Linked DNA regions of Homo sapiens: regions 1 and 2 are each linked to region 3. The links are chromatin contacts, found by Hi-C or POLR2A ChIA-PET in ENCODE. All regions are on one chromosome and are shown on one strand. The core of a region is the stretch at or near the end of the contact, and the rest is flanking DNA. Distances in the headings are between cores, read along the strand shown.

Region 1 (4,890 bases), core at 1,087-3,586, 550 kb after region 3:
GATGCTTGATGAGCAAATGAATAAGTGGATCCCTTGAAATAGCTCCCTGGAGGGCCCCTGCCCTAGAGGAAGACAGATCCTGCATATGTAACCCTAAAGTCTAATGTCAGGAAAATAACGATTAGACTAGTTCTGAACCGCAAGTGGAGTTCTGTAACTAGAGCTAAACGCCACTGTATGACAAGTTAGGAAGATATATTTTCTTCCACCTGTTCATACACTGAACGGTTTCCAGAGCAGCCCTTGATATCACCTCATTTTCCTCATCATTTCAAAGAATTCTATTGGGAAAGAGAATGCAATCAGCCAGATTGTAAGAAACATTTGGACATACTTAATGACTCTCCCTTGGCCCTTTTAATTAATCTACTGTGATCTATTAGAGAGAGGACTGGGTTTGTTAGCTAGGAGACTAACGTAAGGTCCTGAATGCAAGCCCAACCTTGATTATGATTAAAACAGAAAAAGATATACTTCACACCTTGGTTTTTCCATCTCTAAAATGGGTAGAATTATCTTCCTTGTGCCTTCTTAGGAGGTGACACAATGATACCCATGGGCAGCATTTTCTTTCTTTTTAATCAGTAAACGTAAACAAAAACCTTTGTAAGGATGGAAGCTATTGGAAAGTACCATATAAAGGATTAGGACCGTAAATCCAGGGAAATTCTAAGCATTCTGAAAGCTGCTTTTAGGCAGGGCAGCAGCCAAAAGACCAGCTGGTAGATTGAGACCTTTCTGAAAAACCTGACTTCATTCTCTTGTGGTTCCATTTTCCTTTTTTTCAAATGGGGTCTAGTGGCTTAGCTGTGGTTATTCCACAGCTGATGCCTCTTTCATTGCTGTTCTTCTGGTTCTGACAACAACAGCATTCTTGCACCACTTAACTCTCCAAGATGCAGGCAGGGGAGGTGACTGCCTCATTTCTGATGTGCTTGTTAGCTACAGGAAAAGCATCTTAGTATTCTACCTTTGTCTAGGACTTGGGACTGGGAGCAGGTATTCCGTTTAAGTTTTATGTGCCATCTGTATATTTTCAAAAACATTTAACATGATCTTTATTTCAAGCTTTTATAGCCCTTTCAAGTTGCTCTAGGGGACTTAGCAAAACAGGTAGACAGTAAGTATGGATCAACTGAGCACAGGAAAGAATGGGATTTGGGAAGATCACATTGTTTGGATTTTCTGCTGATACTAAAGCTGGATTTTTACTACACAGGCAGGGAGAAATTACTGTCCTGTGGTGGACCTGGTGAGAGAGGTGGCATATGACTAAGCAAGTCAGCTGACCTCAATTAAAGGGCTGTGACCATCTGTACAATGGGACCAGTACCTCCTCCAACTGTTGGTCTCAGCTGAGTGAGATTCCCATGTCTGAGGAGGTGATCAGGGGTGATGATGACTTTTGATGGAACTGACCTCACACAGGTTTCTGGGGGAAAAAACCCACCAAACTTTATTTTAAGAATTCTAAAACAATTTTACAATTCTGATTTGAGTAGAAGTTTGATTTGAAAAGGGACTTCATCTGCACCTTCTCTCTTGCCTTTGTTTATAGATGTCAGTAATGCCCGTATTTTAAAAAGTTGAAATGAGTTATAAATTATATCTTAAGGATTTTAGTTTGTTTTGAAGAATTGTTTAATTGGCTAGGATTTCTCCCCCCTTCAGTAGCTTCAGATCCCAATGGCTAGGCAATATGGAGATAATAGTAAACAGGATTTTGTAAGAGATGTTATTTATTTATTTATTTTTAAATAGAGATAAGGTCTTGCTATGTTGCCCAGGCCGGTCTCGAACTCCTGGGCTCCAGCAACCCGCTATCCTCAGCTTCCCAAAATGTTGGGATTACAGGCATGAGCCACTACCCTCAGCCTGAGACATTATTTGAGGAGGAGGTCATGAATATATAATTAACTTAGGAGTACAAATGAAAAGTTTTCTCTTGAACCTACCTTTTTGAACAGAAGAGGTGATTTTTAGGTATAATGGTGTGCAAAGTAACAAATAACAGCCTCTAAAGACATTTAAAACAATAAATAAAGCATAAATATCTTTATTCAGGATGAACTGAGTTCTGAAGCCTGATGTTTTCAAGAGTTCTTTATTATCAGGTGGCTTGTGAAAGCCCGTCGTTAACCAAACGTGTTGTGTTTGCCTCAGAATTTTATTAAAAAGGTATGCATAGGTTCATATCCCCCTTATGTGAGGTGGCAGTGAAACAGAAACTTGATAGAAATATTGAGGAGGGGAAAAGATGAAGCCACCGCGGCACCTGGCCTCCCTCTTTCACTTCCCTTTCCAACTCTGCTCCTTTGAGATGTTCTTCGAGAAGATGGAGGAAGCTTGCTGGGTTTAGGGTCATCACCCAGGATCTGGCGACGGGAGTGCCTCAACATGGGGAGTTCCCTCCCCAAAGCCCAGAGCTAATTCGTCACATCCAGCTGCTGTCAGGAGTTGAGCAGTCCTGTCCCCTGGCTTTCCTGGGAAGGCCTGGGTGGAGGCGGCAGGAGCAGGCAAGGGACCAAGAGAGTGCCTGCTAGACCTGATGCCTCTCCCTTCCCCCCTGAGCCCCCAGGGAAGGAGCTGCCTTATAGACTCGGGTACAGGGAGGCAGGGAATAGAGGGTTGGAATCCAGAAAAGAGGGTGGAGGGCATGACTGCAGTTACTGCCATTGTCTCAGGACAGACAGACCAAGCCCTGGTACAGAAATTGTTTGGCTGTTGGCCTTTTCTCTTCAGATGTTTACATGCAGGAAGTGCCTTTGATAAAGTATGGTTTGCTAACATGAGTATGATATGCATGCGCATTTTTGGATGCCAAACACATAGGCAGATGAAACTAAGAAGCCAGATGCTAAGATAGTTGTTGATGAATTGAAACTAGCCTAACTGGCTCCACTGTTGGAGTCATTTGCTCAAACTACTCCAAACTTTTGTTTGGTCTACTGAAAACATTAGTTGGAAAGGTACAGCGTTAATTTAAGGCAGGGAAGCCTCCAGCACGTGAGAGTCGTGTCTCTCTCGGTGATGCTGGGAGGGAAGGATGGGAGATGAGAGTCATTTCACGGCCGCCTAGCTCCTCCTCTTCCTCTCCCTGCCCTGGAGCTGCAGCCTCAGCTTTCAGAGTCTCTTGCCTGGTGGTAGGCCCGGCGAGCGGTTGGATTTTAAGTATCTCAGTTATTTTCAGTATCATCAGTCATCACTTTCAGAGTTCCTTTTCTTTTTCAAGGGTACCCAGTCTAACTGTTTAGCTCCTTTTCAATAGCCCTCCTCACTCACTTACGCCTAGTCAGGAAGATTAATAATGTTAACTGATTTACTATCACTGCAAAAAGCATTAGTTAATTAGACTTTTACACCTCAGTCAGATGGCATTAGACACCCTTTGTGCACTTTAACTCAAGGATGTTAAAGACCTAAATCTTTCAGAAAAAAAGAAAAGAAAGAAAAAGGACAGGCACTTTTCCAGTTTAAGCTGCATGTTGGTCCATGTTAATTAGGCATTTGTCCTTTAGTCTGGAGGTGATAGAAAATGCCAGTTACTGTGGTATTTAACTGACATCAAACTCCTGTCCAAATAATTCAGTTGGGCCCAGCCTTCTCTCTTAATTGGTGGGAAGGAAAACTTCGGCACACACCCAGAATAGGGAGGAAACTGTTACGTTGAACATTTTGAAGTTTCATTCTGAAGGATCTGAAAGACACTTGAATATTTTTTAAATTAACTATCCAGTTGAGCTTTTTAAAAACAGTAACAAAAGAATCTCCCCTCAAACTTGAGCTACCCCAAATGATTAGCTTTTGTAAGTCTTCAGAAAATGAAAGTTTAGTCATTGTAATCCAAGGTCAAAGTGGTGGTTGTTATCCAAAGCTCTTATAGATTTATGTATCTGTTTGGCCCTGTTTTAAACAGTGCTCTGAAAATTGACAGTTTTCTAGCTCACACTCGTATTTCTTTATTAATACCAGAAATTCACAAGTGGGTTAAGGCACCCACCAGTATACACATTTAAAAATCAATATATGCTAGCATATTGGGACAAAAGTGACATGAATATGATTGTTTCATGGGAGCAATTAGATGACACTTTTTTTGTTTTGTTTTTAAAAGTAACTTGTTCCTAGTTGCTGGAGAAGGTAATCCTCCGTAATAAGAGTATAGTTTACCTTATTCATGAGTTACGTAAAACAATTACAAAAATAATGAAAAGATTTTTTTTCTAACTTAGTAGGTAGCCTTATTTGACTCTAAACCTTACTCACTTTTGTGTATGGTTTCTAGCCAAAGGTTCACACATGTGAGAACATTTCACTTTTAGTACTGAACTACTTTTTCGTGCACTGAATGAATACAATATGTTAACACTCCTGTAAGGCCCAGAATTGCTTGGCTGCCCCTTGCCCTGCCTGCCTGGTACTGGCTGAAAAGGTACCATTGTTTGTTCTGCAAACACTGAGTGATGTTTGTTTCCAAGGTGACTGGTTCTATTGCTGCCCTTTAAGCAAAGGTGGGAGGGGGGATGGGGGAGAGAGAAAGTTGGCTTCAGACACCTGAGAGCATCCTGTTCTGGGTACAGTGTGTGTATGTATATGTTTGTAAGTTGAAATTTTATTTTAACTGAGGTAATTGGAGAAAAAGGGATAGTGTAGAAATGGGAGGAAAAGACAGTATCAGTAAGTTAAAAATATCAGTAGGTTCTGATGTTTAACTCAATATACTTTGAGTGAATGTAATGGTAAATGTTAAAATTAAAGATCTGGTTTGACTGAAGTTAACTTTACATTTGGAGTTAAGGGGAGAAAAATAGATAACTGTTGAAATGTTAAATTTATTTTTGCATAAAATAGTTCTGCTATAACCTATGTGTAGCTATTCAAACAAATAAA
Region 2 (4,482 bases), core at 1,034-3,533, 860 kb before region 3:
ATTATCTCTGCCATCATTGGTCTGTCAGTACTTCTTCCATGTAAAAATAATGTTCCATGAAAAAGAGTTGCTGGTTCAGCTCACAGTTGAATCTCAGATGCACATTTCCTTGAGACAACCTTGTGCTTCAGCGTGTACCACGGGTTCTCTGTGTGTGTTTCCCACTGAGTCACACAGAATATAAAAAAGGCATATCAAGGGTTGAAACTTAATAAAGGTAATAATTTGTAGTGCTTTTTAAGGACGTTTTAAATATTCTCTTTTTTTCCAGCTTTAATGGATGAAACAAATTGTTGTTTTTTTCCTTGTAAGTGTGAGATGGTAAAAAATGCAGTGACTGCCAGTATAAGCTGGTGCCACTACCTTGATCCCAGCTAAGGCACCCACAGTTTTATCTACTGTTGCTTTTGCACCAAAGATGTAAGTGGCAATACAGCGAAAAGGGCAAATAAAGTCTTAATAGTATGAAAATGCTTTGACCTTACAAATCCCTGAAAGGGTTTTGGAGACCCCCACAGGTCTGCAGAACAGTCTTTTAAAACTCCTCACTAGATATACAGTTTGACATAGACAAGACGTTTTTCTTGTAAAGGGGGAAGATAGATAATAAACAAAATACATCAGGGGTGCTGTAACCAAAACAAAGCAGTGCGCTGTGACAGAGGGGTTATCTCAGGTGGGATGGCCCTGAAAGGCTGCGGAGGCAGTGACGTTTAAGATGAAACTTAAGAGCAGGTCGACTGGGATAGCCAGCCCAGGCTTGATGGCAAGAGCTCACAGGGAATGTTCCAGGGGCAGCAGAAGAACCCCTGTGCTGAGCATGGTGAGGAGGGGGAAGCGCAGGGAGAGAAAAGGTCAGTGAGGCTGTCAAGGGCTACACTGATCGGGCCTGAGGAACCAAGGTGAGAGCTGGATTTTATTCTGAGTGCAACGAGGATGTCCTTGGAGGGGTGTGAAGCAAGGTGAAAGGTCATGTCCACCTTGTAGCCTCAGGAAGTCTCCCCTCACCCCACTTCCACCTCCATTCTTCTCTAGGGGGCCACGACTGGGTTTGAAACTCTAAACCCTAGTTATGAAGTTGTAAATATAAGTAAAAAAGAAAATCCCAAAAGATTACATACAGCATGGTATTCATTTTATAAAATAAACAACTTACTAAAACCTCAGAGCTATCTACAAAGGAAGTCAAGGGAGCAATAAACAAGGATTCAGAACAGTGATTCCCTGAGAGAGGGCAGGCAGGAGGATGAGTTGGGGAAGACTCCACAGATGGACAAAAGTCCTCATCCGAGTTCCGGTTCTGGGGGTGAGTGGGGTTTTGTGGGTGTTTGTGATCTTATTAAGTAAGGGTGAGTGAGTGAAGGTGACAGGCCACGAATGGGCCACTCGCGAGTGTGTCGGGAGCCGTGGGTCATGACAGACCCAAGTACGTGCCCCTGGGTTTGATATAAAAAGAGAATAAGGGTAGAAAAGAAACAAAGCTCATATCTATATATTTCATTTATTTACATGCCGTTTGATTTCTAGCTTGTTCAACCCTAGTTATTGCAAATATCAAGTGTAGTATCATGGGTCATGGGAAAAGGCTGCTGGATTCAAAACTCGGCTTTGTGTGCACCCTTGGACACGCTGCAGACCCTTCCAGGCCTCAGTGTCTTCATCTTCTTCATCTATGATGTGGAATAATTGCAGGATCCGCTCATAGGCTTGTTGAGAACATCGAACAGGACAATGCCTGTGAACCGCTGTCACAAGCCTCTCAGTCACGTTTACTGCACAGGTGGAGATTCTCTCTCCTGTATACACTGCCTCTCTCGATCCATTTTTCCTTTCTTTATGTAACTGGGAAAAACCAAGAATGAAGCAGGTTTGTTTTTGTTTTGCGTGTGAGGAAAAGGTTGTTGAATCTGTTCTCAAGAATGTTTGAATTAAATTCTCTTTGCCTGGGGATGGTATTTTTATCTTATATGATTGTTCTTTGAACAAGCAGTAAGAAAACAAAATGAAATTGGGAGGCTCCTTGCTTTCTTCCTGAAAAGAGGCTTCAGGGCTTTGGGCCAAACTGTGCCTTGAAATGAATTTTAGAAGCGGCCACAGCAGGCGGTCTCTGTTGTGAGGGGCCCAGCTAGTAACAGGCACACTCCCCCAAGACAGAGGAAACACCCTGCAGAGCGGTGGCCACGCTGGGCTGTCCACCGCACAGGGGCTGTCAGAGAAAGAGTGGGCTCGGCGGGAAAGGAAGGGCCGCCCCAGTGGGTTACACGGGAGGCCGCTCCAGGCAAGGGTTTTCAATTTCAGTTCCCTTTTCCCCACACTGCATGGTTTCACTTCTCTGATGGGGCTTAGAATCTGCGCCATTAGGCAGCTTCCACAGCTTAGACGCCTTTCCTAAGGAAGGGTTGGCACAGGGCTGTCAGCCATCAGAGACCTGAGAGGGCAACCACCGGTGCCCTCCCTGCTGGATTCAAGAGGAGCTGGGTGATTCTGGGTTCCAGGATGAAGAGGAGCTAGCAGGGACAAGGAGTAAGCAGAATGTTTGCACACAGGAAATGACAGGGGACTCCGTTGCTGGAGCCATCCCTTCCCTTTGTGGTCATCACGAAATATCCATGACCATAGTAGTGCCACTGTGGCCTGAGTCTCAGGATTGCCTGTGCCCATGAGGTGGCCAGAGCCAGCTCTGAGTCCCCAGGGTGGCCCACAGCCAAGGAACAGAGCCCCCAGGACGCAAAAAGAAACCACCACTAGTTGAGAAGGGAGGAGGAGAACTCCTCTCATGACTGTGCCTGGCAGGAGACAGCGCATCCTGCAGCCTGAGCCTGGTGCTCTACGGGGGCCAGCCGAGGCTAAGACTGTCCCTCACGGAAGGATCTTGAGGCTTCTGTGTCCTCCCCGACACTGGCTGCACTCACCTCCCCTCAGCCTCTGTGCATAGCAGCCCACCGTACTTCAGGACCACTCTTTGTAATCAGGGAATTCTTCTTTACATTGAGCCATAATCTGCCCCATAATTTCCACAGATGAATCCTAATTCAGGTCTCCACAGTAACATGAAATACATCTGCCCCTTTTTGGAATATATGTTAGGTCTACTCTGTGTCCTGCACCATGCCAGGCAGCAGACAAGACACAGACATAGACCTTTCCTTCCAGGAGACTAAAACGTAGTGGGGCAGATGCCATTAAACAAATAATCACACAAAATTCTAAAGATGAAATGAAGTTTCTCGCTATTACCGTGTTACCACACGTGGAAAACAGTCAGCTATGTCTTCTGTCTAAGGGAAGGTATTTTGCAATGGCCTGACTTAAAAGCCGTGGGATTTCCATGAAATCTCTGGATGATGCGGAGCAGACACCCCAGTGCTGAGCAGCTTTCTTTAGTTGAAAGAGAGGGTTAGTGATGGCCAAATTCGTAGCCTGTTTTGGGGATGGCGTGATGACTTTGAACATGGGCGCTGGGGTGTATGGAGGAAGGTGAAAGGTGTCCGTGGGGAGAAAATTGGAAAGGAGCTTTGGAGGCAGGTTGGGCAAGGCATTAAGTGCCAGAGTAAGAAGTTGGAACTGCGTTTGATGATCATCAGGTGAGAAGACCTTTGAGCAGGGAGGGAAGTTAGGTCTGAGTTTTGAGGCAGTTATTTTAAAATGGTTCCAAGCATGGCCTCTGCAGCCTGGCTGCCCGGGCTCCAGTCCTGGCCACTGGCAGTGGGAAGAGTTACCTGGCCTCCCTGTGCCTCAGTTTCTACATCTGTAAAACAGAAATAATAGTGGTATGTACTTAAAAGAGCAAATGAGTTGATGCATGTGACATTTTTGGAGCTTTGCCTAGCTGTGGAAAAGTGCTTTAAAAAGGTTAGCTGGGGCCAGGCATGGTGGCTCACACCTGTAATCCCAGCACTTTGAGAGGCCAAAGCTGGTGGATCAGTTGAGCTCAGGAGTTCGAGACCAGCCTGGCCAACATGGCGAAACCCCGTGTCTACTAAAAATACAAAAATTAGCTGGGCGTGGCGCGCACACCTGTAATCCCAGCTACTCGGGAGGCTGAGGCAGGAGAATCGCTTGAACCAGAGAGGCAGAGGTTGCAGTGAGTCGAGATGGGGCCACTGCACTCCAGCCTGGGCAACAGAGCAAGACTCTGCCTCTAAATAAATAAATAAGGGTAAGCTGGTATTATAATCACCACCATTGTCATCATCATTGTTGGAATAGGCATTGGAAGGAGGTGGATGAATTTGGGTCAGTGGGTGTCATTCACAGTAGGGCACAGTAGAGGCCTGACTTTAAAAGACTAGGTATGCTGCCACCTTCCTCAAAACGGCACCTGCACTGTGTTCACTCACATAAGTAGAAACCTGGCTCTTTTTTTCTTTTTAGAATCTTTTTTTTTTTAATCCTCACTTGGGATTAATCACCTCCAGAAGGCCCTCATCAGGGGTTACAATACACGTGTGCATGTTTGAGGCCATGCTGCCCACGCGTAGA
Region 3 (4,597 bases), core at 1,834-4,333:
GAGTGAGACTTCGTCTCAAAAAAATAAAATAAAATTATATATATATATATATGAAGGAGAGCAGTGTGAGACATGGAAGAAGAGGAGGATTGTCCAAAAAGTAGAAAAGAAATCTGAATGAGACCAGAGCACAGCTTCTTCAGCTACAGCCTGCTAAGAGATTAGAAGTCAGCATCAAAGCCTGACAGTATGTGTGTGTTTGGTTACCATTACGTAGACATAACCATATTTTAAATAACTACCATAAACCGATTCTAATTTTATTCTATAATTAGGGAATAGGACATTCTCAAAGAACACTCTGGCTGTCTTTATAAAGGTTCTAGTTAAAGAACTCCAGACATCATTATGGGTTGATTTCTGAACTAGACGGCCATAACTAATGATTTCAATCAAATCCCATTTTCAGTAGGCAGAACTAGTAAGTAGAATTCCTTAGAGAATGTGGCTTACTCTTAATCCTATATGGGTATGTTATATATGTGTTATATAAAATGCCATCTGTCATAAAACAAAACATTTTATTAAGAAGATTTTTTTTAATTGTACATTCTGCAAATGATCAAATTCTGTAAGCTAAACCAGAGGTCCTCAGAATGTGGCCCCAGATCAACAACACTGGCATCACCTGGGAACATGTTAGAAACACAGGTTCTCAGGCCTCACCAGACACACAGGAGCAGAAACTCTGGGGTGGGGTCCAGCAATCTGCATGTTAACAAGCCCCCCAGCTGACGCTGATGCCCTGAAGACCACTCTAGCCTGAAGACCAATGTCCTAGGGTCACCATGATCACAAGGTTCCTGATTGGTCCATTTGGAATATTTCTAAATGCTAGTGCGATCCCTGAATTATGATTCCTTTCATTTCCAGGTCTTTTGATTCTCAAGAATCTGTACCCCTGTCTTCAGATGACACTGTTTCTGCAATAAAGCCAATGTTTGTGGCCCTGCCCAAACTCATATGTTGAAATCCTAAGCCTCAAGGTGATGGTATTAGGAGGAAAGGCCTTTGGGAGGTGATTAGGTCATAAGAATGGAGCTCTCATACATGGGATTAGTGCCTTTATAAAAGAGGCCTAAGAGAAACCCTTCGCCCCTTCCACCATGTGAGGGCACAGCCAGAAGGCACCATTTGTGAACCAGAGGCCCCTCACCAGACACTGAATCTTCTAGCACCTTAATCTCCAACTTTGGACCTCCACCCTCCAAAATGGTGAGAAATAAATGCTTGTCATTTAAGCCACCCAGTCTAAGGTATTTGTTATGGCAGCCAGAACATACTAAGACCATTTCCCTGCCACAGCTGCCCACAGCTCTCTGCTAGGTTTTCTGCTCCCTGCCCTGCACTCCTGGACTCCTCCTCCAGTGTCAATCATGACGCACTTTGCAGGGAAGGAAGTTCTCACCCTCAATTGCTCTCCTCACTCACATATGTTCAGAGCTCTCTTTACAACTGCTGGAGCACTCACATATCCCAAGGGAAAGCTTCTGTGTTCCATCCTGGACCTTCTAGGGGCTACCACGCTTCCACCAGGGCCGCTGCTCTCACCATAAGCTTCAGACTCTCATCTCCCGAGATCTTGCTCACAGCGCAGCTGCCTTCCGCTCACACAGGCCAGAGGGGCCACCTTGTCTCTTCTTAGAGCAACTTCCCACCACTCCCTTGGGGCTCAACCTTCGCTTTATGTTCTGTAAAAGCCAGCAGTTCTCAAACTTGAGACTGCATCAGGCACACCTGGAGGGCTTGTGAAAATCCAGAATGGTGAGTCCCGCCCCCCAGAGTTTCTGATTTAATAGGTCTTGAGTAGCCCAGAATTTGCATCTCTAACAAGCCCCCAGTGGAAGCTGAGGCTGTCATCTTCCCAGGCCGCACTTTGAGAACTGCTGTTGAAAGCCATCATCACTGAACTTATTTGCAGAGGTACCTAAAAATAATCAATCCACAACTGTTCCTTCTCCAAATGACCACTCTCTGATGTCTATCAAGAAATCCAAATTATTTACCAATTAATTTATTGGTAATTATGTTCCACCTATTTCAAAAAAAGTTTTGAGCTAACTCTAATTTTTGCTTAGCCATCAGCAGAAATAGTAAATTTACCTAGTGCATTCAGAAAAATGCTGTTCCTCCCAGGGAAAATAGTGTTTTCTATTGCTCCTGAAATCTGCTGACCTTGGCACTGACTCTGGTCCTCTTACATTAAGGTGAAGCTGGGGCGGGGTTGAGGAATCAAGACTGAGAAACCTTGCTGTCCTGCAGCAGAATAGAGATACATGGAAGAAGGAAGACAGAATCTTGGCTTTGAAGAGAAAGTGAGATGTGATGTCAATGATCCCACTAACACCAAAACCAGCAAACCAGCCTCCTTAAGGGTGGCCCCACCTCCCCACCCTTCCTACTTTTTCTACCAAGCCAAACCCAGAAATAGAACACGGCTCACTTCTCAGGGCTATTGCCTCTGCCTCATCTCCAGAGACCACATCTGCAGCTCCCAAAACAAGGTCTGTTCTGCAGCTGGACAATTCACTGCTAAAATCCCAAACCTAAGAGCAGAGCCAAAGCCAGAGGAGAGGAAAGTGACAATAGGGCCAAAGCCTCATTCCAGATTCCAAATGTCATTCTGTAGCCCTCGTGCTATCAACTGCTGCCTGCTGGCTGCAGCCAGGTCCCTGGGTCCATACACAGCCTGCATCAAGAGCCTGCAGAGACTCGGGGGCTGGAGATGGGAAACAGATGGTGGCCTGCGCTTTGTCTTTCCCAAGTTTACAGCCTCACCTGGGGGTGGAGGCTGTTCTGAGGGGCCCCCAAGAGGTAAGTTCACGCATCACTACTGACCCTCTCCCTGTGAAAGCAGAAAGTCAGCACGCATCCTACCCCAGACCAGACCAGCCACACCTGTAGATTCAAGGTCCTGGGGGAACAGTATTCAAATGCCTCTGCTCTCAGCCTTTTACTTCTGACTGTGGTTCCCAGCGAGTCTAAAATTTGAGAAGTGAAACTGAACATCCAACTGCCTTGGTGAGGGGAGAGGAAGAAATTTTACAGGCTTTTTATTGGCCGGTTATTTTTCTGTGTGTCCCATACAGGCCCCCACCATGAAGGGTTTCACAGCCACTCTCTTCCTCTGGACTCTGATTTTTCCCAGCTGCAGTGGAGGCGGCGGTGGGAAAGCCTGGCCCACACACGTGGTCTGTAGCGACAGCGGCTTGGAAGTGCTCTACCAGAGTTGCGGTAAGCCCTTGCAGTACACCCATGTGTGTTTATGGGGAAAGCAAGGCCCACAGATGTGAGCCGCTAGTGCTCAGTTGGAGTTGGGGTGGGAGGGGAGAGGGGACCAGCAGCTGAACACTTTCTCCACCTGCAGCAGGTCTGGGAGGGCCACTGGGAGCTTTTGGAAGAAGGAGCGGTGGGGCCAGGACTGGGAGCGGAAGAGAATGGCAGAACAACAAAGAGTACAAGAAAGAGAAATTGAATCTAAATATAGCCATTTACTAACACCACAGAACCCAAAAAAGAACAAAATGATCAGTGAGTCTACCAAATCATCAAACCTCACCAGCTGAAAATTAGGAAAAGCAGCTTCCAGTAGGCCCTTCCTCAACACCGTACACCTGGGCTACCTTTCCATCTGATGTACTTTGCAAGTGAAGTGAAAAGATCACTTCTGCCCAAAGAGAAGATTCCTGTCCCTCTCTGGACACTTTCAGAGCTTTCACTGCAGCAGTAGCTCTCATGAATTCAGCAAGCACTTCGCATGCAGCTATCAATGCCAGGGTTTCTCAGTGCTAGAGATAATAAAAGTGCATATGCCAGGCCTGTCACCCCAGCGGGCCAACCCAATACGCCAACAGATAATTGCAATTCAGTGAAGAGAATGCAGTGAACTGTGGTAAGAAGTGTCAGAACCAACCAATCGGGCTGTGTCTTAGTCAGCTAGGGCTGCCATAACAAACCACCACAGGCTGGGGACTTAAATAACAGATTTATTTCCTCACAGCTCTGGAAGCTGGGCTGGTTTCTCCTGAGACCTCTCTTCTTTGCTTCTAGGTGGCATCTTCTCCCTGTCTCCTCATGTGCTCTTCCCTCTGTGTACATCTGTGTCCTCATCTCCTCTTCTTATAAGTACACAATCATATCAGATTAGGGCCCACCTCCATGGCCTCACTTTAGCTTAATCAGCTCTTTAAAGACCCTATCTCCAGCAGGGCATGATGGCTCACACCTGTAATCCCAGCACTTTGGGAGGCTGAGGAGGGTGAACCACTTGAGGTCAAGCATTCAAGACCAGCCTGACCAACATGGAAAAACCCTGTTTCTACTAAAAATATAAAATTAGCTGGGCATGGTGGCACGCGCCTGTAATCCCAGCTACTTGGGAGGCTGAGGCAGAATTGCTTGAACCCAGGAGGTGGAGGTTGCAGTGAGCCAAGATCGTGCCATTGTACTCCAGCCTGGGCAAGAGGAGCGAAACTCTGTCTTAAAAAAAAAAAAAAAAAAAAAAAAGACCCTATCTCCACATACAGTCACATTCTAAGATACCGTAGTCCCCCCCCAGTCTGCTAGGAATACGTTCCAAGACTCCCAGTGGATGCCT

What was found. Hi-C counts contacts between places; a loop is a spot of excess contacts on that map. ChIA-PET counts read pairs that join two places held with the same protein, here RNA polymerase II (POLR2A). Pooled maps may share reads with other maps.
Region 1: a loop to region 3 is called in a map of naive thymus-derived CD4-positive, alpha-beta T cell, with 2.5 times the contacts of the local background. The contact joins the enhancer-like site here to the promoter of LY86 in region 3. A Hi-C loop is called at or near these places in 1 of 168 maps with a recorded cell type or tissue (naive thymus-derived CD4-positive, alpha-beta T cell), 24 of 37 single-sample maps with no recorded cell type and 7 of 50 pooled maps. POLR2A ChIA-PET finds 5 or more read pairs at or near these places in 1 of 52 experiments (OCI-LY7).
Region 2: a map of B cell shows a loop between it and region 3 (3-fold over the local background). The contact joins the enhancer-like site here to the promoter of LY86 in region 3. A Hi-C loop is called at or near these places in 1 of 168 maps with a recorded cell type or tissue (B cell), 3 of 37 single-sample maps with no recorded cell type and 4 of 50 pooled maps.

The regions. Positions count from the first base shown.
Region 1 is chr6:7,134,700-7,139,589 of GRCh38, forward strand. The region is part of intron 1 of RREB1 (ras responsive element binding protein 1); the gene reads left to right. Among named protein-coding and RNA genes, the nearest start is that of RREB1, 29 kb to the left of the region's middle. RefSeq lists an enhancer at 2,313-2,382. Within about 2 kb of position 2,337, at least 32 of the 41 ENCODE cell types and tissues checked have a DNase peak (open chromatin) inside an H3K27ac peak, as active enhancers do; they include OCI-LY7, where a contact is called at or near this core.
Region 2 is chr6:5,721,793-5,726,274 of GRCh38, forward strand. All of the region lies in intron 6 of FARS2 (phenylalanyl-tRNA synthetase 2, mitochondrial), which reads left to right. Among named protein-coding and RNA genes, the nearest start is that of FARS2-AS1, 270 kb to the left of the region's middle. RefSeq lists an enhancer at 2,195-2,514. Within about 2 kb of position 2,284, at least 13 of the 41 ENCODE cell types and tissues checked have a DNase peak (open chromatin) inside an H3K27ac peak, as active enhancers do; they include B cell, where a contact is called at or near this core.
Region 3 is chr6:6,585,637-6,590,233 of GRCh38, forward strand. LY86 (lymphocyte antigen 86) reads left to right here and starts at 3,084. Exons shown (of 5, transcript NM_004271.4): 1 at 3,084-3,234. The coding sequence starts at 3,099. The region is part of intron 1 of LY86-AS1 (LY86 antisense RNA 1); the gene reads right to left. RefSeq lists enhancers at 1,381-1,470, 1,481-1,610.